3 separate regions of the Mus musculus genome follow, and regions 2 and 3 are each linked to region 1. Evidence: chromatin loops called from intact Hi-C (ENCODE). Cell type or tissue: left cerebral cortex. All regions are shown on one strand.

The links. Peaks named below come from ENCODE experiments on the same cell type or tissue, not always from the same donor. Only the 100,000 strongest peaks of a DNase experiment are listed, where the experiment ranks them.
Region 2: it touches region 1 in a loop (4-fold over the local background); 10 of 42 quality-filtered maps call a loop at or near these places.
Region 3: it touches region 1 in a loop (2.0-fold over the local background); 12 of 42 quality-filtered maps call a loop at or near these places.

The regions. Positions count from the first base shown.
Region 1 is chr19:36,344,476-36,352,475 of GRCm38, reverse strand. It overlaps a transcript of Pcgf5 not described here. Among named protein-coding and RNA genes, the nearest start is that of Pcgf5, 61 kb to the left of the region's middle. In left cerebral cortex, a CTCF peak has its summit at 3,413; DNase peaks (open chromatin) are centred at 3,063, 3,451, 4,118 and 4,675; H3K4me3 peaks cover 2,623 bases; H3K27ac peaks cover 1,698 bases.
Region 2 is chr19:36,178,564-36,186,563 of GRCm38, reverse strand. Gm32081 (a long non-coding RNA gene) reads right to left here and starts at 2,003. Exons shown (of 3, transcript XR_386675.1): 1 at 1,867-2,003. In left cerebral cortex, a CTCF peak has its summit at 3,260 (motif pointing left); a DNase peak (open chromatin) is centred at 3,249.
Region 3 is chr19:36,406,299-36,414,298 of GRCm38, reverse strand. It overlaps Pcgf5 (polycomb group ring finger 5), which reads right to left and starts at 4,551. Exons shown (of 10, transcript NM_001368691.1): 1 at 4,390-4,551; 2 at 2,063-2,343. The coding sequence starts at 2,174. In left cerebral cortex, a CTCF peak has its summit at 4,512; DNase peaks (open chromatin) are centred at 3,984 and 4,645; H3K4me3 peaks cover 1,539 bases.

The DNA.
Region 1 (8,000 bases):
GTTCTCCTAGTCTCTGATTATCCCATACACTTCTCATACTGCCTTTCATATAGTAAACTAAGAGAATGTTTAAGTTAATCTACATAGTGTATAGAATAAAAATGTAGTTAATTTATCAATGTTTATTAAAACAAATACTTAGGAGGCCTAGAAACTAAGCTTTTTTTTTTTTCAGTTCACAGGATGTAGGAATATAGGTATCACTTTAATTAAAAATTAAAAATTCAGAACAGCACAAATGTAGCCTGTTCCTAAAACCAAAGAGTTGGGCCAGACCTCAGGGGCCACAGGGGTCATTTAATCCCTCCGTGTCAGCCCCACGGATGCATACGTGTGGAATGTAGAACAGTTAGTATTTATTTTATTGTTGGTTTGTTTTCTTTTGAGACCAGGTGTCATTTAGTAAAAGCTGGCCTTGAACTCATTACGTAGCCCAGGATGACCTTGAACTCCTGATCCTCCTGCCTCAACTTCACAAGTACTGGGATTACAGATGTATGCACAAACACACCCAACTTTCAGATATAACTCATTAAGAGCCCTTTCTATACCAGGTCCTTCTACAGTAGACCATGCTCACACAATCCTTCAGTGTACACAGCACCAATGCTGCCACCACTATGTGCACGCACGTGTACACACACACACACACACACACACACACACAAAATGAGAGAACTTCTCCCAAAGTCAAGTACCTCATTATAGAGAGGGCTTCCTGCTAGACACAGAACTGAAATTCAGGCTTTCTTTTCTACTGACTATTGTTACAAATGTAAGACCCACTACGTGAACAAACTTATGTCTCCAGATACCACTATGCTAACCAAGACAGAGCGCACATGAAAAGTTCCATGTCACTTTCATTAAAACTTAGAGACATTAAAATTGGTAGCATCATCACCATAAAACTGCGAAGGCCTATTCTTATTTGCCAGAAAAACTCCTTTCCTAGTTTTCACTTCTTAAGTATGTTATCCACTGAAAAGCCATTTGTCCAACCAGATTCAGCAAGTATTTGTTGAATCCCTCAGATGGGAGACATGGGAAGATACAAATCCAAGTGAGGTATGATTTTACTCCCTGTAAAGTGTTCACAAGCAAGAGGCAGACAATCTGTTAGTCGGAGGAGCAATTCCTCCCCACCTGTTGGTACTTGGACTAACGCTGGGGCTTCCACAACAACACAAACTCCAGATTCTAGGTTCTAGTCCCAGCTCTGAATCTTGAGCAAATCCCTTTACTACCTAAGTCATTTCAGAGACGGTTCTGAAAGGATGTAGCCTGCAACTTCAAGATCTCTTGTAGCTAGCTCTAAAATGCTGTGTTCTCTGAACTCGGTCTTGAAGTTACACTTCCAGAAATGACTAGTTGCGAGGATGAGGCAGGGCGGCCACTCCTATTCAGCAGTGGACCGTGGAAACACTGAGAGCTGACTGTACTGCTACGAAACTGAGGCTGAGTAACACGCTCTGCAGTTTATTCTTTATAATAACATACTTTATCAAGGTAGTCATCTGAGTATTAAGTACTACATCCAAACCGTCCTCCCATATTGACTTGTAGCTCTAATCCTTGTGATATTCAATCGAGTCAATTAAAGGATAATTTTAGACAACACCTTTTAGCTACTATTCTGTGTCCAAAATCAACAACACATTAGAGTTAGGGCCCCTGACAGAGAAAGAACGCTTTGAGTTTGTTTAAATTAATACTATATTATATTACTGTGACAGTTTTCACCACCACTAAGAATGAGTTTGGTTTACAGGTAGGAGGAAAGAGGAATGAAGAAACACCAGTGTTCCAAACGAACGGAAACATTCAGGCCTGGGACAACTTGACTACGCTGATTTCGCTTTAGCAGTTTTTCCATTTTTAAACTAGTAGCTCTATTTTTATTTACTCAGTAATAAACGTGGTGCCAAAGCTTCATATCCGTCTTCATAGTAAGCATCTTACAACAGGATGCTTAAAGGTCTGTCACTGTGTGCCCTTAACTGCACAGCGGAGGAAACGGATCGATCTCGAGAAAATCACACCGGTAAAGAGAAAGTGAGAACTGTACCCTACTGGCAACTTGCCCACCAAAGGCAAGGCATTGCAACTGTTGAAGATCGTCCTGCCAAGAATGAGGGAGAGAAATGTATTCATTCGGCATGTCAACAAACATAGGGTGCCCCGAATGTATATGAGGCTTCTGTTGACTCGAGTGTATACATGAACAAACAGGTAAAGTCTTCCACTTTCTCCTCTGTGAAATTTACATTCTTGTAGGGGGAGAGCAGACTTAAATAATGCTGCTACAAAGTATTTTTTTTTTAGCGATTAGGAGCTATTAAGAAAATAGGAGGGGTATGAAGTAGTTTAGGAGGACCAAGAACTAAGAAGTATGGTGATCAAGAGTATTTGTGGGGGCCTGACACTGGAGGTGAGCCCCAGATGACAAGAAAATTTGCTCTGTAGTCCTTCAAGTGTGGGGTGGGATGGGAACGTCAAGTTGGTGTTCAGGAATAATGACAGTAGGAAACATTCTGTATTCATGAATGAAAAACGAGATGGCCTTTTAAAACTTAAAAAAATAAAGCTAATCTTTATATCATCTACTTGAGGGACCAGTTGTTTAAGATCGACTCACTTTTAAGGATTCTGCTAATTACTTGGCAACTGCTGAAGTAGACACAATTACTCGAATTCCAACCATGCTGCAGACCTCCCTCACTTGACACCATTCAAATTCTGAATGGGACTGGACCGGGCCCTGCAGCGAATCAGCGCCTCCTCTGCTTCATTAACCCAGCCAGGTGGAATCTCATTACCCTTCCAGAAAACGAGAAGCAAGACTGGGGAAGGTGGGTTAGCCCTACACCCCGAAAGTTACTGTGGCAGGTTTAAATTAAAAAAAAAAAAAAAAAAAAAAAAAAAAAAAAAACCCGCCGCCCTCTCGCATGAACTCCCCCCGCCCCTCCGGGCGTCAGCCCTCGCAGAAGGGCGGCCCACAGCGAGTACGCGCGCGCGTGTGGAGCCCGCGTGAATCATCGGAGCGCGGTCCACCGGGGCGATGATTCATTCACCGCTCCGGAGCTCCCGGCCACACGTTCCCGGCGTACTATGACGGCCGCACACGCAGCTTCCTTAATATTAAACAAATGTTTCAAAGTACAGACGCCTGCAGCGAGAGACGCGGAGAGCCGGGCTAGGTGGCAGGGAGCGAGCGTCCCGGGGCAGGCAGGGGCGCGGAGAGCAAGGTTGGCTCCGACGCGACCCCCGAGGCGTGCGGTGGCGCACAGGTGGGTCCCCACCGTCCTCGCCGCCGCGCTCCCGATCGCCCCTCTGCTCTCCGTGGCATCTTATATAATAGCCCCAGCCGATCCAAACGGAAGCGGGGCGCGCGCTGCCAGGGCCGCCCGGCAGAGGTGCTCACTCCCGGAGCCCGAGGGGCTCCCCACGCAGCTTCCAGGAGAGGGGGGTAAAGGCCCCGAGCGCCCGCCCCGCGCGTCCCCTCGCAAAGGCGCTCGATCCTGGCCGGTCCCCTTCAGGAAGCCGCGAGCGTCACCAACTGCGTCAGCTTCTTCAAACACCGTGCCCTGTCTCTCTCCAGCCCGGGAGCCTTCGCCGCGGGGCCGGGGCCGCGAGCCGCGCTGGCAAGCGTGCCTCGGGGGAGGAGAAAGTTCCCGGGGACCCTCCCGTAGCCCGCCCGGCCCAGCCGCGCCGCCAGCACCCGTGCCCCGGCGTGGGCAACTTGGGACCCCCGGCTGCGCGCGACCCCTACTGCCTGCCGAGCTCTCACGGCGCCCGCGGGGATCACGCCCCGGGCCCAGCGGAAGATCGGCCACGCTTTAAAAAAGGGGGAAAAAAACTTCGCAAAGCCGGGAAGCCTCCGGGGTCCCCGAGCATCGCTCTTACCTAGCTCTCGGGAGGCCACGTTCCGGGCGGGCCGCACGGGGCGCGTGGTGCACGAGCGCGCGCGCGTGGGGCGGTAGGTGAGCAGCCCGCGCGGGCGGGGCGGAGCAGGACCCGGTGGCGAGGCGCGAGCCGCGCGGGCGGGGGGTCCGGGTGGCCCGGCCGCGGGAGGGCGGGGAAAAGGACGACGGCAGCGGAGCCCGCGGTGACCGTGACGGTGGCGGCGGAGGCGACGGCGATGGGCGCGGGGCGAGCGCGCCAAGGGGGCGGAGGAGTTGCCAGAGGGTTTGTTTACGCATTGCTGCCCGGCTCGGGGCACAGCCCGCACTCCCTGATTGGACACAAACTGGGGCACAGCCTCTCGCCGCCGCCCGCCAGGCCTTCTGGAGCAGCCGCCGCCGCTGCTGCGTAGCTCCTGGAGCGCCTGCGGGTCACAGCCCACCGCGGTGCCTGGGCTTGAAGGGGAACAGCAGGGGTGACCGGCAGGGTGGGCGTGGAGCGAAGCAGGCTCCTGGAGCTTGGAGCAGCCCACCTGTAGTGGTGCGACCTTGGCAAGGAGAAACTTGAAACTTCTCTGGCTTGGAAACTGCCTATGCTCCAGGGGTTGATTAGATACCCACCCTGCATCCCCTCCACCCCAACCCCACCAGGAAGCTTGCCTTGAGCAGATAGAAAAGCAGCTCAAATATTAATAAGTCTTTGGTCAAGTCGAGGCTTCTTGTCGAAGCTGATCCGTAGGAGCTCACAGTACTTCTCTGCCTCCCGCTTCCCTGCTTTTAATCTCCTTGCTTCCACATGACATTCAAAAAGTTGTCCCTCCCAGAAGTGACCTCTTCGCCCTGGTGCTGAGCATCTTCTGAGACTTCCCATGGTCTCGGCTTCCTTCACAGGCGAACTTGCACATCTTCAGCCTTCTTTCTACTGCCCAACTGTCACCTCAGAACCTGAGGCTAAATACCATGCCTCAATGCGTTGGCAGATTTTCATTGCCTGAATCCTGTTCTGTTCTCTGCCAGAGAGCACTGGGCTTCCCTCTACCTGTTCACGTGCTCCCGATCTCAGCTTCCTCCTACCACAGCAGTGTGTAGTCTTCTGGATTCCCTTACTGACATCAGTCTGATTTGGGGATCAGTCTCTATCCCCAAGATACCTTCCTCCCTCATTCTATTCAATGTCTTGAGGAAAGTGACCAAGTTTCAACAGGGCTCCAGCAGCCTGGGAGAAATGAAACTGAAAATTATCCTGTGTTGTCTGAGTGTCTGGGCCCAGGGAACTTTGAATCTTCGAAGAACTGAGAACACAGACTCCCCATCTTGTCGAAAGCAACCGCTTTTGACACCCAAGTGTGTCCTCCGTGTTTCCTGTCTCTGTATTCACTCCCTACATCTAACTGTGTGCCTCTGGACTCAAAATGGGTAATCAGCCCTAGGTGGTATGTGACTGAGCTCTGCTGCAAAGTGAATAAAGACAGTCATAAAGCAACAGGCACAAACTCAGTCATTTTACAGATGATTAGGGATACTAAGAGCCATCTAGTCCTGATAGCATAGGTGGATTCATCTGGGCTGATCAAACACTACTTCTGATCTGTCATGAGATGGACCCTGGTCCGTCGTGACTGCTGGAATGGCTGGATTTCTTTGTCTAGATATGCTGCATATAGTCCCATTGGGAAGACATCTGGACTCTGGAGAAGCATCCAATGAACTGTTTCTGTCTCAGATAGTTCACATAAGCTACAAATACATGGAAGGAACTTCAGTTGCAACTAAGGGAGGGTAAGGCCATCCTGAGATTAGCTGTCAATAAAAGCAACCCCTCCCCAAGGCTCCAGCTTGGGGGTGGGGGGAGGGCGAGCAGGGGCCAGTAGGAAGGAAGCACCCAGAGCAGTGGGGCAGATATCACAGAGTGGAGCTTCTCCTGGAGACCCCTTCAAAGCAAAGGGTCCTTCCTCCTCTCCTTCCTTTCTCAGCCTCCCAGTCAGCAGCACGTGGAAGAAGCATGAGAAGCCAGTGCACTTGTAACTACTGGCTAACGCATGGCACGACCGGTGTTAGGGAAAGGAGAATGCAGCCCAGAGCGTCGTGATAGGTGACAGATGTCCCAGGCTTGGGTGCAGCATCTGATTGCCTCTGGGACTCATCCTCCAGGTCGGTTTATTCAGTGTGAGTGAACACCCTGTTCAGTCGCCCACCCCCTCTCCGGCACCTTGTCCTCCCTTTGTATAGTGACTTCTTTCTCCTAGCCTTCTCCTTTCCTACATGGCATCCTTCCTTAGCTGTCCTTTCTCACCTTTCTGTTTGTGCTTCCTTCCTTCCTCTCTCCTTCGATTCTCCCTCTCTAGGTTCTGGTCACACCATCCCTGTGCCAGCTGCGGGCACTGGTATGAAGAGCCATGCCCACCTTTCCCGTTAAGGCCTTCAGATTTAGATGCCACTGTGCTGTGGCCCTTTCACACACAATGCTAGACAGCTATCTTATGTTATCTTCAGTCTTCAGCATACACTCATTGGTTGAGCACCGCTGGATAGAATTTAGTGGCTTGCCTATTGTCTGTCCTCAAAGGAGCCTCTGCTTATGCAGGTCACTTGACGACACCTGCTTACTCTTCGAGTTAGGTTTCCCTCCTCACTTTCTTATCCTATAATTTCTCATTATCAGAAACGCCTCCTCAAACCCCAAATCCCAACAGTCCAGGACGTCATTTTAAGTCCTCAACTGGAGGAGGTAGCATCTCATCACATTTGTGAAGGGGGAATAAGATTTGAAAGGCCCGAAATTGATCAAGGAGGAGCATTTTTGGTGGAACAGGAAATAATATGGTCCAACTTGGCTGAAACATGAAGGAAGGCTAACAAATTAGAGAATGTTCCATCATAGTCCCCCAAAAGAAACACTGTTCAGAAACCTACATTAAATCCTAAATACGTGTATAGTTCGGATTATTCGAACCATCGCGTTTTACAGCCACAGAGGAGTGCTAACACTGTCTAGCCCAAAAGGTTTTAAAATAAGAGATCCATGGCTGTAAGGTTCGGGTACTTGAACACCAAGGTGATTGAACATGGCCATTGAAGTCTACTCATATTCAGATACCGTCTCTGATAAATGTTGTGCCATGTGACCTTGAACTCACATACCGTTTCTTCTTCAACACATCAGGGAAAATAATATCATCTACTCCAGTGGCTTTTGTGGAAATTAGTATATATAAAAAACTTTATAGTCAGTTTTGACAACATAGACAGCCAGAGAGCAAGGAGCTTAAACAGCAAATATTTCTTCCTAACTTTTAAAGTTCAGAGTTCTATGAGAATATTCTTCTTTTCAGCTGTGCAAACAGACAACTCCATGCATCCTGGCAGTGGAAATGGGGTGGGTGAGATAGGATTCAACAGATATGGGTGCGTATCGTCATGCTTCCTTCCCATGCTAGAAGATACCAGAGCTGGAACGAGTCTCTCAAGCTTTTAAAGCCCTCATTGGGAATGTTTGATATGATATGGGCAGTTCTAGTGCATCGTATGCATTTGATGCCATCAGTGGGGACATGGCACGGCACTAGTTTGCTGTTTAAAGAAGGTCTCAGTCAGGCTTGGTGGCGTGCACACTTTTAATTCTAGCACTTGGAAGGGAGAGAGAGGCAGGTGGGTTGCTGTGAGTTCAAGAAAAGCCTGGTCTACACGGTGAGTTACGGTGCAGCTAGAGCTATGTAGTGAGACCTTGTCTCAATGTACCCCCTGCCCCTGAACCCCAAAAAAGGAAAAGAGAAAGAAAATCTTAGTTGTCTTTCTAGTTCCAATTCCTGTCTATTTCCTGACTACAATGGCATACTATGAAATTCCAGGAGGACATGGGCTATATTATCCTGTCAGTTCTTAAAAAGACATGTTTTTCCTTTATCTTATAAAGTCAGTAATTGTTCCACTTTTCTGTCTTACTTCAAGCCAAATTTATAATTCAATACTTGATCTCTAAAATCTACCTTATAGTCCTGCCCTTTACTCACTCGCCTCTTCTAGGAAGTGGGAAGGAAGCAGAGAGTTCTAGGTCAAATCCTCATTTCATTAGAGAGGAGTCTGAGACACAAAATGATA
Region 2 (8,000 bases), 170 kb after region 1:
AAGTAGCAATGTAAACAATTTTATGGTTGAGGATTACCACAACATGAGGAACTGTATTGAAGGGTCATAGACTTAGGAAGGTTGAGAACCACTGTTCCAGATCCATGGAGTTAGAATTTGGCTGAGAAGGGCAGAGGTAAGAAAAATGAACCTGTATTTTGAAAATATCCCCACCACAAAGACATGTGCTCCACTATGTTCATAGCAGCTTTATTCGTAATATCAAGAACCTGGAAGCAACCCAGATGTCCCTCAACCAAAGAATGGATACAGAAAATATGGTATATTTACACACTGCAATACTATTCACAGGCAAATGGATGGAACTAGAAAATATCATCCCGAGTGAGGCAACTCAGACCCAAAAGGACATGCATAGTATGTACTCACTGATAAGTAGATGTTAGCCAAAAAGCTCAGAATACTCAGATATATCCCACAGACTCAAAGAAGTTAAACGAGAAGGTAGGCCCAAGTGAGGATGCTTGAATCCCATTTAGAATGGGAATAAAATAGTAATGGAGGCAGAAAGAAGAGGGTGGGAGAGGGAGAGGGGAAGGGGAATATGGGGGGTCAGGATCCAGTATGGGGAGAGAGGCCTAGGGGACCAGGAGAATGAATAGAAATATGCAGCTGTTGGGGGAATGGGTGAGAGGAATCTCTAGGAAGTCCCAGAGACATGGGATGGGAAAGCCTCTCAGGACTCAAGTGGACGATCTTAGCCAAAATGTCCAACAGTAGGGATACGGAACCTGAAAAGACCACCTCCAATAACCAGACAGGACAGACACCCAGTGGAGGGATAGGAACACCAACTAACCCACCTACAAAACTTCTGACCCAAAGTTGGCCCCATCTAAAAGAAATGCAGGACAAAGATTGAAAGAAACTGAAGGGATGCCTGACCAGTTTCTGACCCATTTTGAGACCCATCCCATGGACAGGCACCAATCCCTCACACTATTACTGATGTTATGCTGTGCTTGCAGACAGGAACCTAGCATGGCTGTCCTCAGAGAGGCTCTACCAGCAGCTGACTGAGACAGATGCAGATGCTGAGTCAGGGACCCCGATGGAAGAGTTAAGGGAAGGACTGAAGGGGCTGAAGGGGGCGGCAACCCCATAGGAAGACCAACAATATCAACTGGGAGCTCTCAGAGACGGAGCCACCAACCAAAGAGCATACATGGGCTGGTCTGAGACCTGAAAAGTGACTAGTAGGAAACTAAGATGAAAGGGTTTGGCAGCTCTTAGATGGGAGGGCAGGAGAGCCAAGTGGGGAAGCCACAGGCAGGACCTTCTCCATCAAAAGACTACCATGGGTGACAATGGAAAGCTGAAGTTGGTGAGACCACCAGTGTGAACAGATGGTGAGGTGATGTCAAACGGGAATTAGCATGAAGGAAGGGTTCTTCCTGCAGCTCCCCTCCCCCAATTCACTCACTGTTCTTTTCCTGTGTTTATGCCTGCTAAATCTGGTGTGCAAACCAAAAAGGCAGGTTGGGGAGTATTGCTTTGTCCTCACAGGATCCAGGAGAGAAGAGCACATTTTTGCCTCTGTGTCCTGTGGGCTCTGATTATACATTGTGACTAAGAAGAGCTTTTGTGTTACCAGATTCCTGGCAGAAATGGGGGAATCAGTCAAGAGGAGGTGAACCTGAGGATGGTCCAGAGGAGGTGAGCCTGAGGGTGGTCCAGGGGAGGTGAGTCTGAGGGTGGCCCAGAGGAGGTGGAGTCTGAGGGTGGTCTTGAGGAGATGAGCCTGAGGGTGGTCCAGAGGAGGTGAGCCTGAGGGGTGGTCCAAAAACCCTTCATTTCTCCATAGTTTGAAAGACAGAGGGGAAGTTGCCATTGAGATGGCCTTACCTTACCACTGGCCCCTGTAACAGCAGAGTGTTTATCCTCCGAGGAGGCGCTGGGCTTGACTAGGCACATCCTTCCTGGAGGCCATTGGCCTGCCAGCTGCTCAGCATCGGTGATGGGCTCCATCACACCAGAGCAAGACGCACCTGAAACGATAAAGCAACAAGGAGACATTAACTGTTCTGGGAAACCTGCATGCAAGACCGGGAGGCCTATGGCTGTTTCAGCTTTAGTCAGCCCCTTTGATGTGCTCCAGAATATGTTGTTAGGTCCCCACCCACTCCACAATGAGCAGATTCTCTATCTCCAACAAAGGTCGGCAAAATAAAGCCAGTAAATGCCATTACATTTGAATTTCAGAAAAGTATCAATAATGTATGATTATTGCCCAGATAGAAAACATGTCATTGTCACAGGGTATCCTACATTTTATATGTTCTAGGTTCAACTCCCAAGGGGTCCCTCTGGGGCAAGAAGCTGCTTCTTGTCTTCTAATGCTTTTGATCTTTTCTCCTTCGTTGGGATTCTCTCATAGGTGGGAACTTCCTATATGTCTCAGAGGGATGGATGATCCTTCAACTTTGGCTAGGCTATCTCCAGGTACCAGATTTGTTCATACCAGATGCAGCCATCTAGGAAGGAAAGCCAGGTGAGAAGATGTGGGGGCTAGCTTTCTATCTATCCTCGAGCCTCAGCTGTATAGCGCTAGCCTGTGAACTGGAGGCAGGCCAAGAGGAGTCATATCCACAGCCATGGGCCCTGACACTGTCAGCAGAGTACAAACGCCTTAGTGCGTCAGCTCACAGTGAGTCTCATAGCATTGTTCTTTCCTGATGACGGCAATATGCTCTCAGCCTGAGACCCGGATGAACCACCATTCCTCCAGCTTCAGGCCTGTAGTCACTGGAACTTTCTACCTGGGGAGTTTTGAGTTTTGAGATGTAGCTGGAACAAGAGTCGATGGATGACATGCAACAGGCAGGGAGCAGAGCTTTGGACAGCCATTTCAGGGAAGAATTGCCATCAGAGCTGCCGCACAGGTGTCTTAACAGGAATCCACAGAAAGAAACAAAAACAGAACCCTCCTGAAAGACCTTGAAAGGAGCAAAAACAGAACCGAGAAGTCAGCACGTACCACTAACTTGAAGGTGATTTAGAACAGAGCTTCTTTGCTCTGTTTAGAAAGGGTTGGCTGCATCAGGACTGCCTCCCCACATGTTTTCTTTCCTTGGGAAATCACATACAGTAGCTAGAGATCTGGGTTAACCGATGAGATAGACTTCAGCCTAGATCAGCCAGCCTGGGCCATAGCAGCCAACTGTGGTCTGAGATATAACTCATCCACACTGATCGCTGGTGCTGGTGTTATATGGAGGCCTATGGGACAAGGCTACCCCCTTGTGGTAGGGTTTGGGACTAGTCCCTAAGACATAAATTCCCTGTCAGTCATTTTAAGAAGGGCCAATTACACAGGATTAGGTGAGACCTCAGTAACAGTATCTTATGCACACAAGATTTACCTCTCCTTCTAAAAGAAAGGCTAGAAATGGCCAGTCACAGACTATTAAGGTAACTTGTTGGTCCCCCAAAGACTCAGGCTTTCATCTGTCTTTTAGGCTAAATAGTCTTAATGAATAGTTTCTTCTCAAGGTCACGGGACAGTTGCTGGGGTGCCAACCATCAAATCCATACTGTAGCCCGAATTCAAGGGGAAATAGAAGGGGAGGGGCATGCAGATGTGTGCTTGTGTGTGATGGGATGACGTGTCCCAACGGTCTCTTCCTTTAAACAGTCTTTCCGAAGTCCTCAAACACTTCCACTGTTAAGCCCTTCTAAATAAAACCTACCACCAAGGAAGTGAAGGACTAAATCTTGAATGGCAGCAGTGGTGTTTGCCTCTCTGGGAAGCAAGCAGGCCTGAGACTTTGAAAGCCATTTGACAGTTGGCCCAAATGTCCTGGCTGTGGGTGTGTGCTGGACTCTCTTACCTGGAGCCAGCCCCGAGGCCAGGAGCACCAGAAGGCTCTGGCAGGCCTGCCCTCGAGGTGACTGCTCCCTGGAATTAGAAGCACTCGCTCACAAACCTTTCTTACACCGAGGCTTGGCTCATCTCTGTGGGGCTGTGGGCACCTCAGAAGGTGGCATGGCAGGGAGGGGTGACTGTCCTGCTGCTCATTGGTAGGGGGGAAAGGTAGTTGCCACTCCGCAGACCTTGGTCATCGAGAGCTGTAGTGGGTATTTTGCTGAGGTAGGGAGCTGGTTATTTGTGGTTTATGGAGGAACCTTTAGGAAGAATCCAACTCATGAGCAGGCGAGCCCTATTTCCCTGGGCACATCAGGAGGGCCACCCTAGCTTGGTTAGGATGACAGATTGTCCTGGTTCTGGAACCATTAGTGATATAATAGAATCCTTGGACACACTGGAAGAGTCAGTCAGCTTAGTAATATGCATGTGATAATAATCATCTAGGGACCCTTAGCGTCTCCTGGGGATGCTTGGGGCTAGATGCCTGTGAGTGGTAGCCGGGGCTCAGAGCCACCAGGTTCTGTTTGATCAGAAGAAATAAAGCAAGTGGAAAAAAATCAACAAAGATTCCAAATTCCACAGCATCACCCAGAGAGCCCAGGGTCAGCCTGCTGCCTTCTCTTCAACCCCAGCTCTGCCTTAGACTAGGGCTCCTGTCCTGCCCACAAGTCACCTGTTAGTAACCCTGCAAATGTGTCCTGTTGCTTCTGAAGTTCCTTCCTAGGCTGCCCCTCCCTCAGATGCCCCTTCCAATTGCAGTTTAGGGATCACCTCTGCGGCTTCCCCAGCCCTCCCAGCCATGCTAAGTTCTCTCTCCCACAGTCCTCCAGTGTACCTGGCAAGTCTGACATGCTACATCCCTTTGTCAGTCTGGAGCACAGGTCAGCCCCTCCCACTGACTAATCATCTCCCAAGGTTTCTAGTCCTTACCCTGCAGCTAAAGTCCGACCATGTGGCTCATGTCACAGATAGTTACTTTACTAGAAGGGTGGATCAGTGTATGTATATGTTTATTAATGTTTGTGTTTATTGAAAGTTCTCCATTCTGGGCAACAGAATATTGGCCACAACTCTCAGTTGTTTCCAGTTCTGTTGATTTATTTGTTGAATGGTTTATTTAACTTGAGGCTTTGTAAAGTCAAAGTAGGATTTATAGAAAAATCTTGTCATGGAGAATAAATAAAACTCACACACATGATAAAAAAGATTCATTACTGATTTGGGTTAACTGTATTGTGTTTTCCTACAAGTTACATTAAGCACACATAGATGAAAAGTAAGTCATATTCTAGACTTATAGAACCTTTTATTGCTTCACACTGGATCTTGAAAACTCTCTAAGTGAATATGTATGCATTTAGACAGGACGGGATAAGGTAAGCTTTATTATACAATCACAGCAGGATAAAAGCACAAATGGATGCCAAACCTCAGAGAGTAAGTAAAGTGGGGTTGCCCCCCTACACACACACACACACACATTTTCATGGGAGCAAGTCTCCTCTTTGCTGTGTGTGGGTTACTTGACTCAAACTGCCACCAAAGCAGAAGAGACAGTGCTGGGCCATCCTGTGTCCAGTTCCCTGCAGATGTTGCCAAAGTCAGGTCAAGTGACCCCAGACGACCCCCTGGGAAAGGGAAAGTAGGGACCATTCAGGCCAGATGAGACGCCTGTCCTCTGGGGAAGGTGTCTCTTGGGCAACTCACTGAGGGTGGGGTAAGGGAGGAGGGAATCTCTCTCCCTCTTGAGATCCTTGGCTAGGTGAGGAAGAAAGAGGAGGCAGGCTCTGGTAGGAGGGAGACACATAACCTGGCAGCCTTCTCCGCGGGAACCTGAGCTGTTTCCCTGGGTTCTGGCGTCAGACTGTCCTAGTTGCTCACCCTGATTAGATTGTCCTGGAACAGACCATGACCATCAGGTGATTCTGATGAGGACCCATCCCGGAAGGAGCCACAGCTGGGGAATGAGTGTCCCTCCGACCCAGAGTGGGGAACCTGGGGCTCACCACAGTTCACCCCCTCTCCAGGGAGCACAATGGCCTTTCCAGTGAGTGCGGAGAGCTGAAGGGGGCTTCCCTGAGCTCTTCCCACTGCACTGGACCGACAGCAGGTGAGCAGCTTGAGCGAGAACCGCACCAGCTGTCTCTCTCAGCAGTGCCACCAGCCTGAGGCTCAAAGCTCAGTCTTTAGCTCTAGCTTCCCGAGCTGTCTGTCCCTCCTGGCTACTACACAGACTCAGGCACAGAGTCCTGGTGCTCACATCACCGAGGGAAGGTCTCTCCTTTCAGCATCCCATTTTTGCCAAACTTGCTATGAATCAATAGCCTCTCTAGGGGCTGCTTCAGGCTACAGCGGGCCAGGAGTCTAGACAGGTATGGAGCCTCTCTTTGGCTAGACCTTCCTTTCTGAGCCTCCAGCAAGAGCAGAGGCTGTGCTGAAGACTCAAGAGGACTCATCCAAGAACCCACTTCATTGAGCTCTCAGGCTGGCGACAATAGCTGTGGCTGGTCCTCAAAGCATTTCACAACCTCCCTGTGAAGAGTAACTTACTTTTCTTGGGTTAGCCTAAGCAATCCATGGGACAGACCATTTAGAACATTTCCCAAGGTCATATGAAGCGTAAATGATGGAAACAGTTTTGATTTTTTTTTTAAACTCATCAGTCTTTGACTGCAGAATTTAGGCTCTTAAACAGCATGCCACCCAGTTTTTCATCACTGAGAGTATCTTTAAGTTTACCAATGAATGTGTGCGTGTGGGCAGTCCCATAGCCCAGTAAGGCACTAAACTCTAAGGCTTGCATAGGAGACCTAATCAAACCCCAAGCCTTAGTGAAGGGCCCTCTGCCTGTGGCAGGAAAATGAACTGAAAGTAAATACATTTAGGAAAGGAGATGCAATTAAAGATATATTAAAAATATACATTTAGAGAGGCTGGGACTTTTAACATGGAACAAATGATGACTGGCATTGGGAAATTTGTATTATAGTACCATTAAACAGTTAGGTGGTATGATACATGTCAGTTTGGAAGAGAGACAGCCAATATGATTGGCAGATAGGATTGGGGTAGGGTGAGCAAGTGAGTGAGCGCTACCTCCAAGGGATACTGAGCCTCTTCATGCCTGCCTTTGTGTATAATAGCCACAGCCTCTCTGACTGTGCTCAGTTCTGTGTGAAAGGGCAGCTTGGTTGTTAACAAAGTCTCCCAGTTGTGAGATGCTATCCTCTATATTAAATTATCTGGTAAGGACTCCGGGGTGGTTTATAAATACAAGCTGTGTGTGAACAAATTGTTCCTTCATCTTCAGGTATGATAATTTGATGGACTTTCTTCATGTTTAACTGGGAGACAGGCCTTGGGAGAAGCTTGGCGCCCTGTTTCTTTGATGCGAATTTAACCTCCCATGTCAGCATTGGTGTTAGGATACAAATAGCCACAGGGAGTGCCCTGGCCAAGCTGGGCCAGCCCTGCTTGCTGATGAAATGTGCCCCTCCTGGCGATGAAATACACTAGCAACAGGCAGGGTCTGGAGGTGATTTGGGTCTGACAGCTTGGCCTCCAAACCACATTTTCCATGTGTCAGGAAGATGAACGCCAGGTCTACCCCACGTGCTCCTAGCAATTAGACCTTCGTTAACATCTCAGAACAGCTGGAACCAGAAAGAGTCTCAAGTGGTCACATTCTTTGAACATACACATTTTGAGCGGATGGCAGCTGCTGGAGCCAGCTTTATTCATCTTGAGCCAAAACTCTCATACTTTGACCCCATGTCTCAAGCCTAGACGTCATGGCTCTGAGAAAATATGACTGCAGAGTTCTGTCTGGGCATCCCTCTCCCTTGGACAAAGTGTCTTTCCTCCCAAGTCCTCTTTTCAGCCACACTGCCATTGGCTAAGGATTTACAAAAGAACTTGATTTTCAAAATTTAGGGATATTTTTTGTCTGCATTGAAGGTGGCATTAGTGTCTTTATGCGTGGTGTCCCACATAAAGAGTTCCCTCCATGTCCCTACTCAGCTTGACGTCACACAACAGTCTGAAGACTTAGCCTAATATACCTGCCTGTCCACTAAGAAACCTTTCTCTGCTTTCTGTCTCGGCTTCCTGG
Region 3 (8,000 bases), 62 kb before region 1:
TGGGATTTTATTTCAAAATATCTTTCAGGATATAAAACTTGTAGTAGAGAGAAATTGTGAGATTTATGCTTTCATCTTATCTCATAATTGGCCATTTCTGCTAGAGATCCAAATAGAAAAATGCAGAAATATTAGTATCAGTGAAACAAAGCAGACTGTGGACCATACATAGGCATGTGCAGGTACAACTGGAGTCAAGAGACAACGTTTGATTGATTGTCCACTCCAGCGTGCACTTCTTAATGGCTTTTCCCCTCCCCGAAACATCCACAGTAGGATCACTCTTCCCTGCCTCCATCCCAAATCACACTACCTTTGAAGCCTAAGTCTTACAGGTGGCATATGTGTGCACGCACTTGTGCCTTCTAACTGATACGATGCTCTTAGATCCTGCCACGCATAGTCCAGGTCAAACTCTCTGATCTTACTCGCTAATCTCTCTTCTAGAAGGTTCTCCCTGTAGCGCTCAACCACTTAAGCGTTCTGTATAAACAGCACAGAGAAGCTGACATGACATCATATAAAGTAACCCTGCCCCTGCCTACAATCGGCTCCTTTTCATGCTCTTCGTCACCAATAAATATTGAATCTATTTACGTTTCCCTTCCTAGAATGTATCTGTATTTAGCACTGCACTTGACACGTAGTAGGCAGTCAATACATGTTTTCAATGACAGTTAATTATTAATTGTTCAAATTAAATACAAGGCAAGGACAAATTACCATAGAAGACATTTCATAGTTAACTGCTAATGAACAGCGTGAGCCAGTTAACATCCCAGGGGAGTATTCATCAATACCACTAGATAGCTTTTCCACAGTATATGTAACCAGACCTGACCACAAGACCCATCAGGTCTCAGTATGTTCAAACAGCTTTCAGTAAAATTCTGTGTTTAAAACTGTGATTAAACTATATATAACATAACATTTATCATTTTAATTTTCTAGTGATTCTATCTGGCTCATTCATTTGTGGGTATAGTCTATCCATTCGTGAGGGAGGGAGCACGTTCAACGGAAATTATGAAAAAAGCATAGAAACTGAACAGCTTTGCATGTGAATTCAGGCCCAGCACTCAACAGCTGTGAGCACGGTTAGTGAAGCTTACTTTTCGTACATATAAAAATTAGGATAATCCAAATATTCTTTCCCTATAACCACTGCAAACTGCTTCAAGATTGATGAAAAGCTAAAATGGCCTTGGTACACATATAGCATCTAGTTTAGAACGTATGATAGATATTAAACTGAGGCTACTGGGATTAAGTTTCACTGAATAAGAAAATAAAATTATAGTAACAGAAAGCACAGAAAGTATGTATACTCATACAAGTAGTTAAAAAAAAACAATTTTCCCTCTGTAAGGCAGGAGACAGTAAAATCCTAAAAATTCCTCAGCTACAGCAATATTACAACATTCTCAAACTTGACTTGAGCGTGCTCTAGAATTACCAAGCCAACCCTTCGAAAGGCAGATGCTGGGCACAGGAGCTCCCCAGGAAGTAGGCCTGTAGACATGCATTCTACCAGATGCTCCGGGCATGCCGACAATAGTGTGATTGGGGAAGGAATCAGTCAGAGGCACGAGCCAACTCCTTCAGGGTCATTTTTGAAAATATTAAAAATCTGAAATACTTCGCTTTTTGCAAGTTCATAACCATTTTAAAGCCTTTTAAAGAACATTTTACAAACTGGGTTTAAAAGTCAACATGTACTTGGGGGACAGAGGCAGGCGGATTTCTGAGTTCGAGGCCAGCCTGGTCTACAAAGTGAGTTCCAGGACAGCCAGGGCTATACAGAGAAACCCAGTCTTGAAAAAAAAAAAAAAAAAAAAAACACAGTAAACATGTATTAGGATTCAACTGATAGGAAAACTTCATGCTATTAGCATACCAGTGACAAATATTCTGAAAATTAATTTGAAAGTAATTAAGACTACTTTCTAAATCTTAAAAATCCAGACCAAAACAGAGCACAACAGTTTTAAAGGCACGCACGCACGCACGCCTAGGTGAATTTGGGTTTCACATAGAAAGCGGAGGACACAGAAATACGTACATGTATGGAGGCATTCCGTCACTGTCGTGGGCTTGATCAGATAGCCTTTACAGATGTAGCAGGTGATGTAAGGGTTGAAGTCTTTCACCAAGTGTTTCCTTTGGGTAGCCATTCGAGGTCAGCTGGCTTGAGCAGTTGAAGCAGAGGAGCACTAAGGAGATGCAAAGCTGCTCCCAGGAGCTAGCGCAATGTTCCTGTAGGAGTCCCGAGGCGCGAGCGTCCAGCCTGAGCGCAGGTCACTGAGCATCACTCACTCCTTTTGGCGGTTCTCTTTCTCATACCTGTTCCCAAAGTCACAGAGAGAAGGCATCACATTTCTTATACTGCATTTAATATCATTAACAGTACATTTTCAGGGTCAAAATGTGATGAGCAGGACACAACCTTTATTGTAGAATTAACCTGTAAATCTACTCTCATTTAATTGAGAGTTACCAAATTCACCCAGTTATGAAGCTTCAATTACCACTGCAACTCATGGCACCCAAAGCTGCTGAACCCAGTTAAGGCTGCTCCTCGGCAGTACTGGGCTTTTACTACCTGCTTGACTTCCTATCAGGAGCCTCTGCCGATACAAGCGACCAAGTCTCACAACTGAAGTCAGCAACCCCCTACCAAAGGGTCTCTATTTCCATTCTGTACTCTCCGTCCAGTTAACAGTCAAATCAACATGATGTGCATGTCCCCTCTTCAGACAGATACCCTCCGGGCAGGGCATCTGACATTCTGCTATCAGGTTTATTCTATTTATTTATTACAGTTAGTACTTCTCAAATAGAAAAAATAAAAAGTCGGCGCTTCCTCTCTGTAAACAGAAAAAGCATGTAAGGTTTTTAGCCTGTCCCATGAGATGTAAACCACATTCCTAATTGGTTTCCATTGCAAACTGACTCTAACCTTTCCTTCAACACTTCAGGTACACTGACAGGACCACTCTTCCCACCATATAAACTCTGCAGGCTCCTATCTTCTGTCCAACATGCCTTTCCTCTTCATCACTGCACCATCCTTGTCCCTGTGTCCCTCTCTGACACTATCCTCACTGTAATCCCTATTTGCTAATGCTTACTTCTCCCCAGTTACTTTTTTTCACTGATTTAACATTCATTCATTCATTCATTCTTATTTTTCTGGGCTGGGTTTCTTATAGCCCAGGTTGGCATACAACTCCTGGTTTAGAGGGGATGACCTTCAATTTCTGATCCTCCTGCCTCCTCCTCCTTTAGCATGCCGGTAATACAGGTGTGACCCACCACTCCCAGTTTGCACTGTGACAGGGATCAAACTCAGGCACAGTGCATGTTAGGCAAGCACTCTACCAAAATTCATTCTTTTTTTCCTCTATTAGTGAGAAAGTTCTAACAGATACCAGCCACAGTTAGTCTCAAGTAGCTATTTATTTCATTGCTTTATTTGTAAGATAAAAATAAGAGCTCCAGCGACCTAGAAAGGCGATGATTAAATGAAATAGTGAACAGTGAAAACTGAAGAAATGTCATTAATTCTTCTTAGAATTTTACTAATCACTAGCTTGTTAGGTTATTTAAAAAGTTTTGCAAATTCCCTACAAGAAAGATGACCTTAGAAAACAATGAAGATGCTGATTTCAGTAGGTTCATCCTACACGAATCTCACTCATTAGGCAGAAACTTTTCCACTACCTTGGCTGTTAACACATAGGCGAGTATAAAATAACTGGAAAAGTCTAGAAGGCATCATTCCAGCAGCACACCCTCACTGTGAACGTTCAGGGTATAAGCTCGGAGCGTCTACTCCTTGGGAAAATAGTGTCAAGGATATGACAGAAAGTGTAATTTAATTAATTGCAATGTCGGGGTTCTGGCCTTCGTGACCTTCAGCAAAGCATTAATATCCTCGCCTGGGTCCCCGCTCCTCTCTCGACTTTCCCTTGCTCCCAGGACTTACGTGAGCGCTCGCTCGAGGCAAACCGGTGGGAAACGCAGTCCCAATCCCAAGCCCAGAGCCCTGTCACCCCGACACGGAAAGGAAGCGAGCGCTTGCGGTGTCGCGCGGCCGGCCGGCGGCAACTTTTCCGCGTCAGCCGGCGCGGGTCCCGGAGGTTCGAGCCCTTCACCGCCGGGCAGGTGCTCGGCTCAGGAGCCGGGGCTACTCGCGCGGGGACCACGGGACAGGACGAGTCTCCGCGGGCCGGCCGCGCCGCCCCCGAGCGCTGCCCCGAAACCCCGCGCGCCCGCCCCGCCCCCGAGCGGCTCCGGCTCCAGCGCCCGGCGCGGCAGGTGTCTGGGGCGCCGCGGCCGCCGGCGCAAACTTGGCGCGCGGCCGGGCCGCCCCCGCGCGGTACCTACCCAGCGGCCGCCGCCGCTCTTCAGCCCGCCGGCGCGCCCGCCTCCGAGCCCGGGAAAGCGAAAGAGAAACAGCGCCCGCCGCGGCCTGTCTGGTCCCCCGCGCCCTGTCCGCCCTCCCCCAGCAGGCGGGAGCGCGCGGGCTCCGCGGGGCCACTCGGCTCTGGCGCGATAGGGCGCGGCGGGCCTCGGGGCCAGGCCGGTGCCGCCTCCAAGGGCAGCTCCACCCACCTCCAACCGCCAGAGCCGCCCGCCTGCCCGCAGGCCACGCCTCTCTCGCCGACCACGCCCCGTCCCCACGCCCTTTCCTCGTGGGCCACGCCCCTTCCCGCCGGCCACGCCCCCAGCCCACGCCCGCCGGCTCGTGCTCCTCCTAGGCGCCTGGGACACCCTGAGTGCCCTGCCCCCCACCCTTGTTGCTCCTGTGTGACACGTAGCTGTGGCCGAATTTTATCTCCGTTCTTATCCTCGCCATCCCTCTCAGGGTTGTTTTCAGTCTTAACAATGACCAGTACGCTTTGCCTGGCCGGTTCAAAAGCAATGGTCAGCGTTGAGCACTGAGTCACCTCACTGAATTTTCTCCTTGGGGCGGTGAGATGGCTCAGCCGGTAAAGGCACTTGAAGCCATGCCTGAGGAGACTTGCTCAGTCCTCAGCATTCAACGGAAGGAGAGAATGGACAGAACGACCCCTGCAAGCTGTTCTCTGACCTCTATAGGTCAGAGGACAAACTCACAAACATTCATATAAATAAATATAACTTAAGACATCGAAGAACAGTTTCATAGGAGGCATTGTTCTCCACACTGGACCCACGAGGCCGTACTGGACATGAAGACACTGGCTTGCAATGAACCTTATTTAGAAATCACCATTGAACTTGTAGCAGTATGATAGGTCTAGCAATCAGAATCACTGACAAATACAGGTAAAGTGGTAAAAATTTATTGCTGTTTGCAAGGTTCAAAACAAACAAAAACCCCAGTGCTCTTTCTAGTGGACTTTGAGACTTCGGAGACACCATTCATTAACAGAAAAGGAGGATTCCTTGAAAGGTGACCTATACTCCTCTCCTACTGCTTTCCCCAAACTCATAAATTCCTACTGAGCATAACTTAGACCCAGTACTTCACTTCTTAGAAGACTATAATCTAGGATCCCTAGGATCCTAGGCAAAGCAAGGTAGCCATCACTTACTAACCAAATATCAAAGGAGAATTCTCCAAAGCGCAAGCTGCAAAGTAACCTTCAATCTTGCACACCAGAAAGAGAATCAGGGCTGCAGTTCCAGCATCTCTTTTGTACGAGCCAGAGCAAAGGTGGCTGAAGAATTCGGAGAGAATGCAGAGCATTCGCTTTATCTCCTCCAGACAGGCAGAACCTCTGGCTAGTGACAGATTGCGGAGGTGACTTCAAGAACAAAACAACAATCCAGGCGTGCACAGGTGTCCAGAGATATACCTCAAATTTAAAATGCACGGGGCAGAACAGGATGCCTTTAAAACTAGCCATTTTTATAACTAAACAGGTAAATTAGATGCAGGTAAAACAAATTCATTTGAATATCGCTGCAGGAAGAATACAGAGCTTTAAGTGATTATAATCCTCTTAAGGACCCCTTTTTGAAACTCCGACTCAAGGTTGGGATGACTTCTGCAAGACACAGTAATTACAGTAAGCAAAAGAAAACAAGTCAAGTGACTGTAGGCTTCATGTCTTTCATACTGAATGTATCCAAATGAGAAAAGCCAACCTATTTCTAGTATATTTAAAATAGGCAATGGGGCCAGGCAGTGGTGGCTCACACCTTTAATCCCAGCACTTGGGAAGCAGAGGCAGGCGGATTTCTGAGTTCGAGGCCAGCCTGGTCTACAGAGTGAGTTTCAGGACAGCTGGGGCTACACAGAGAGAAACCCTGTCTCGAAAAACCAGAATAAAATAAAATAGGCAATGGATTGCACACTAAGTTCTATTAAAATGTGAAATGGAAGATCCTGTTATATACACTGTAGCACACACACAATGGCCTAATATTGTTCTAGTTTGTGTCTGCAAGTGTTTTAAATGTCTTTTCCAGGAGTACAAACATTGAGAACTCCGAGAGGAATGCAGTTGGTGATCGGTAAGTGAGCTGCCCAGTATTTTCAGAAATGATCTTGGACTCGGACTCCGGGAGGACATACCCCAGCAAAGGAGGGAGAGAGGGAGTGCTGATGCCAAAGCCCTACGCAGTCCCCTGCGGTGGCCGTGGAAATGGAGATGCTGGAGTAAGACTGAGAGATGCCATTGGGTCCCATCCTTTGTGGGGACACCAGTGTTTTGAGTCCCTACTTACATTTGAAGCCAAACAGTGTCTTAGTCATCCATTCTTTGCTGTGAAGAGAAACTGAGACCAGAGACCACGGTAACTCTTCTGGAAGAAAAAGCACTTAACTGGGGGCTTGCTGACAGCCCCAGGGACTAGCTCATTTCCATCCCAGGAGAGGACATGGTGGCAGGCAGGTGTGAAGTAGCAGGCTGGAGAAGTAGCTAAGAGCTAATTCCTGATCCCAGTTAGGCCAAGAGAGAGAGTGGGCTCGGCATGTACTTTTGAAACCTGAAAGCCCACCCCTGATGAACTTGATAAGTAAGCATTCAAATATCTGGCTCAAATGGGACAATTCTTATTCACCAGTTTGCGATTTCTTCTCTCTCTTCTTTAGAAACCATCTGAGTCTCTTACCCCAAAAAAGTTATTTAAAAAAAAAAAAAAGCAAGTGATTTGCTTGCCCTGCAGATACAAAGCTATAAATTCCCAGTGCTTCGAGAAAATAAAACAATAAGACCCACGGAAAAGTAATTTAAAATATAAACATTAGTCTGATTAAAAATAACAACAAAGAAGCTGATGAGCTGGCTCAGTGGTTAAGAGCACTGACTACTCTTCCAAAGGTCCTGAGTTCAAATCCCAGCAACCACACGGTGGCTCACAACCATCCATAACGAAATCTGATGCTCTCTTCTCGAGTGTCTGAAGACACACTACAGTGTACTTACATATAACAAATAAATAAATAAATAAATATTTTTTAAAAATAACAACAAAAACAATGGCAAGATAGATCAACGCATTCCTGGTGCTCTAAGTATATAGCACTGGGACATGAATGTTTCACTTCATTTTACAGACACAAGACCCCCAACCCCCCACAAAGTGCAAATCCAAAAATCACAGCTGATTTGGGTTGAGCCAAGACAAAAGCATCAGTTCAGTTTTATTTATGCCTTTTAGAAATTCTCAAGTACATGAAGTTATGGGATACACAGTTAACAGAATAACTTAAGAACTGCCTGCCTCCCCACCCTACACAAATGGATGGAGAAGGGGCAGAAGAGGAGGAGAGCTAGTAACAGCACCCATTTCCACCACTCATTTTTTAGAAAGATTTATTTATTTTATATATATGAGTACACTGTTGCTGTACAGATAGTTGTGAGCCTTTATCTGGTTGTTGGGAATTGAATTCAGGACCTCTGCTTGCTCCGGTCAACCCCGCTTGTTCAGTCCTGCTCACTCTGGCCCAAAGATTTATTAACGATTATAAATAAGTACACTGTAGCTGTCTTCAGACACAC